2 separate regions of the Homo sapiens genome follow, and region 2 is linked to region 1. Evidence: read pairs that join two places in POLR2A ChIA-PET (ENCODE). Cell type or tissue: Panc1. All regions are shown on one strand.

What was found. Peaks named below come from ENCODE experiments on the same cell type or tissue, not always from the same donor. Only the 100,000 strongest peaks of a DNase experiment are listed, where the experiment ranks them.
Region 2: POLR2A ChIA-PET joins it to region 1 with 6 read pairs; 14 of 35 experiments call an interaction of 5 or more read pairs at or near these places.

Annotation. Positions count from the first base shown.
Region 1 is chr16:15,983,840-15,986,339 of GRCh38, reverse strand. The region is part of intron 1 of ABCC1 (ATP binding cassette subfamily C member 1 (ABCC1 blood group)); the gene reads right to left. Among named protein-coding and RNA genes, the nearest start is that of ABCC1, 35 kb to the right of the region's middle. In Panc1, no CTCF peak of the experiment used is centred here; no DNase peak of the experiment used is centred here; H3K27ac peaks cover 1,158 bases.
Region 2 is chr16:16,035,854-16,038,353 of GRCh38, reverse strand. ABCC1 (ATP binding cassette subfamily C member 1 (ABCC1 blood group)) reads right to left here. Exons shown (of 31, transcript NM_004996.4): 7 at 1,751-1,882. Among named protein-coding and RNA genes, the nearest start is that of ABCC1, 87 kb to the right of the region's middle. In Panc1, no CTCF peak of the experiment used is centred here; no DNase peak of the experiment used is centred here.

The DNA of each region.
Region 1 (2,500 bases):
TGGGGACCCCTGTCCTAGATGATCCAGGTGGGCCCAATGTAATCACAGGGAATTATAAGGGACAAGAGGACGGTGGGAATATCTGAGTCAGAAAAGGAGATTTGAGGCAGGGCGTGGTGGCTCATGCCTATAATCCCACCACTTTGGGAGGCTGAGGCAGGTAGATCACCCGGGGTCAGGAGTTCAAGACCAGCCTGTCCAACATGGTGAAACCCCGTCTCTACTAAAAATACAAAAATTAGCCAGGCATGGTGACATGCACCTGTAATCCCAGCTACTCAGGAAGCTGAGGCAGGAGAATCACTTGAACCTGGGAGGCAGAGACTACAGTGAGCTGAGATTCCGTCTCAAAAATAAAAAAAAAGTAAAGGAGATTTGACAACACAAGCAGGGGTGGAGGGACATGAAACCACGAATTGAGGAAGACAGGTGGCCTCTTGATGCTGGACAGGGCCAGGCCATGGATTCTCCCTGCAAGCTTCCGGAAAGAACACCAGCCGTACATTTTGGACCTCTGACTCCCGAGAACTAGAGTGATGTGTGTTGTTCTCAGTCACCAAGTTGATGGCAATACCAGCAATAAGAAACCAATAGAGACTGGGCACAGTGGCTCACACCTGTAATCCCAGCACTTTGGGAGCCCAAAGCAGGAGGATCACCTGAGGTCAGGAGTTCGAGACCAGCCCGACCAACATGAAGAAACCCCGTCTCTACTAAAAATATAAAAATTAGCTGGGCATGGTGGTGCACACCTGTAGTCCCAGCTACTCAGGAGGCTGGGGCAGGAGAATCACTTGAACCCAGGAGGCGGAAGATGCAGTGAGCCGAGATGGTGCCATTGCACTCCAGCCTGGGCAACAAAAGCAAAACTCAGTCTCAAAAGAAAAAAAAAAGAAAAAGAAACCAATAGAGCAGGCAACAAAAATAGAGCTGGTGGGGAAACAAGTGTATCAAGGCATGAACACATGTCACCTTGCTGAGTAATGCTTGTTCACATCTCAATACCCTTGCCATGTCCCTGCCTTGACATCAGACTGAGCCCAACAGCACCTCCAGTGAAGCCCCGGGTTCTGCCCTCCCAGGGCATTTCTAATGCCTTTCTGAAATACCCGCTACATCCACAGTGGAGCTGCTTAGGAAAATGCTTTAGAATGGCAGAAGCTGGGGATGATGGAATATAGGAATTTATTTTTTAAATTTCACCTTAATAGGAAATATATGACTCTGTTTTTGCTTTAAGACAGAGTCTCACTCTCTCACCCAGGCTGGAGTGCAGTGGCGTGATCATGGCTCACTGCGGCCTCTACCTACCAGGCTCAAGCAATCCTCCCACCTCAGCCTTCCAGGCAGCTGGGACCACAGGTGTATGCCACCACGCCCAGCCAATTTTTGTGATTTTTGTAGAGAAGGGGTTTCTCCATGTTGCCCAGGCTGGTCTCAAACTCCTGAGCTCAGGCAATCCTCCCACCTTCACCTGCCAAAGTGCTGGGATTACAGGTGTGACCCACACTGCACCTGGCCATGACTCAATTTTTAAAAAATATATATGTGTGTACGTATGCATGCGTGTGCATATGTTTATATAATACATATATAGGCCGGGCGCGGTGGCTCAAGCCTGTAATCTCAGCACTTTGGGAGGCCAAGGTGGGCAGATCACGAGGTCAGGGGTTCGAGACCAGCCCAGCCAACGTGGTGAAACCCAATCTCTACTAAAGATACCAAAAATTAGCTGAGCTTGGTGGCGCACACACCTGTAATCTCAGCTACTCAGAAGGCTGAGGCAGGAGAATCGCTTGAAACTGGGAAGCGGAGGATGCAGTGAGCCACGATCACGCCACTGCACTCCAGCCTGTTGACAGGGCGAGACTCTATCTCAAAAAAAAAAAAAGTATATATCAAGGTAAACAATAAAAAGTTACTCTGCCCAAATGCAATTGCCTCTTTTAGTTTCTCATTTATCCCTCTGGAATTTCTTACAAATACAGCAAATACAACTACGTAATTCTTACTTGTCTGCTTTTTTACACAGAGGTAACATACCAAATATACCAAGTGGATCTCCACGTTTTCACTTAAAAACTGGACCTTGGAGGCTGCCGCACATCTGTGCACAAAGGGCTTCCTCGTCTTATGTCCTTCTGCAAGCATCCCACCCTACCACGGAAGGGGTGGAACCCACTGTATTCACCCAGCCCCTACTGATTGCCACTTGGGAGGCTGCTCATCTTTTGCTATTCTAAACAATGACACAATGAGTTCCCTTAGAAACTGCTTATTAAGCTAAAGAAAACATGAAGAGCCTGACCCACACACCAATCCGGCTTTGCTTAATGGCTCATAAGCCTAGAGGAGGCAGAAAACAAGGGAAAAGGCCCAGGTTACTTTTGATGACCTCAAGACACACAGTGAGAAACAGAACAGTAGCAATAAATGCAGACCCAGGCATCTCTAAGGGAATTTAGTCTTTAAAATATCACTAAAGGCCAGGCGCGGTGGC
Region 2 (2,500 bases), 52 kb before region 1:
TCAGCTTCCCTGGGTCTGAGACTTTTGGACTAGGCCTGAGCCATGCTACCAGCTTCCTGGGTTCTCCAGGTTGCAGATGACCTAGGGTGGGACTTCTCAGCCTCCATAATCACATGATCCAGTTTCCCTAGTAGATCCCCTCTCATCCTCCATCCATCCATCCATCCATCATCTATCAATCATCCATCTATCTATCATCTATCCATCTACCTACCATGTATACATCCACCAACTATCCGTCTATCATCTACCTATCATCTATCAATCTATCATCCATCTATCTATCATCTATCCATCCATCCATCCATCCTACTAGTTCTGTCTCCATGAAGAACTGTAATAAACAGGGACCCCACCTTTGCCTGCCAAAAACCTTCAACTGGGTCATGGACATGGGCCATTTCCTTACAATGCTCAGTCACAGAGGCCCAAGCTCTATCTGCCTCCCACGAGACAATTTCTCCCATCACCTGGACCACCCAAACAGCCTCCGACCGGAGTCACGAGGTCCTCTGCTGATGTCCTAGTGGCTGGCACATGGATGTCCAGATTCCCACCCACCATCTGGGTCTGACTGAAGGCCTGTATCCTGGGCATCCCCGGAATAGAATGAGGAACAGAACCCCGGTCTGGGGTTTTTCCCTGTAAGGCCAATGGGTCTGTGGGGAATCCAATGCACCACACTGGCCCCACCACAGTTTATCGTAGTAAACTTACCCCAGAACAGGCAACAGGAACAAAAACAGCCATTCTACTACCCCCATGGCCGCAATCCACTGCCCCCATGTCACCCACAATTTCATGTTCCAGTTCGTCCGGGCTCGAGACAAGTCTTATGTCCTTGTTTAATTGGCAGCTGCTTTTCTTTCTTACTGTTACATAGAATAATAACGCATCACGCAACTAATGGTGTCTCAGATTTGATGAGTTAAGGTATGTGCAGGGGAGGCACTGGCCTGATTCCCGAAGAGTGACAGAGGTGGTGCAGTGGGGCACGCCTTACATAGGGGGTAGAGCCTAAAATCCAGTACAGCCAAAATCACCCTCAAATGGGGCTTCTTTGGCTAAACAGACTTACGTGGTCAGCTGGGCATGTTGGACAGAACATTCAAACAGCAAGAACATGCAGGATGCCAGATGCTCAGAAAGAGACAGAAAAAAGTGAGACTGACTCAAGGAGGGATAGTCACGCGCCATGGCAGACAGCATCAACTGCCTGTTTGGACAACATTTTTCTTCTTTTTTTTTTTTTGAGACGGAGTCTCACTCTGTCTCCCAGGCTAGTATGCAGTGGCACAATCTCAGCTCACTGCAACCTCCGCCTCCTGGGTTCAAGTGATTCTCCTGTCAGCCTCCTGAGTAGCTATGATTACAGGCGCCTGCCACCATGCCTAGCTAATTTTTGTATTTTTAGTAGAGACAGGGTTTCACCATGTTGGCCAGGCTGGTCTCAAACTCCCGACCAAGTGATCCGCCTGCCTTGGCCTCCCAAAGTGCTGGGATTAGACACGAGAGCCACCGCACCCAGCTTCTTTCTTCTTTTCTCTGCCCAGTTGCTTTAATGACATGTGAGATCCTACCCCATTTGGCAGAAAAGCAAACTGAGGCCAGGAGGAGAAGTGAGGCATCTTGCCCAGAACCACAAAGCTAGTAACAGGCAGCACTGCCAGGGCCCCATCCTGGATTGAGGCCACAGGAGTGGAAAGGAGGTGACCAGGGCATCCTGGAGGACAAGGAAACTCACACTTACTTCCTAGTCTTGGCGCATTCCTTCTTCCAGTTCTTTACCAAAACAGGCACGACTTGTTCCGACGTGTCCTCCTTGTTTAAGGACCAGAGGTCACTGCCCTCCAGGGGCTGGCGGTAGCCCCGGACAATCAACCTGGGGCCAAGACACAAGGGGGTTAGGCAATGAGAGTCAATGACAGGAGGAGGGGGAGGACGGGGCTCACTCACTCCACACGCCTGCTGATGCTGCTCCCCTCTGCAGCACAGCTGCCCGCTGCAAATGAAGGCAGCCATGCAGCTTGGGAAGTCAGAATGCAGATGGACATTTGCATATATTACAAGCTAATTACAGCTCATTCTGTTGGGTCATGCAGGAAAAATGGCTTTTTTTTTTTTTAGTGGTGCATACAAAAGACTTAGGGAAAAAAAGATGATTTAGGAGCGAAGTATCAGGATAGCTCTTTTTTATTTTTTATTATTCGTTCATTCATTTATTTACTTGGAGAGAGGGTCTCGCTGTGTCACCCAGGATGGAGTACAGTGGTGCGATCGCAGCTCCCTGCAGCCTCCAGCTCCCGGTCTAGAGTGGTTCTCCCATCTCAACCTCCCGAGTAGCTGGGACTTTGGGTGTAAGCCATTATGACTGGCTAATTTTTTTTTTATTTTTTATTTTTGTAGAGACAAGAGTCTCCCTATGTTGCCCAAGCTGGTCTTGAACCCCCGGGCTCAAGCAACCCTCCCACCTTGGCCTCCCGAAGTCTTGGAATTATAG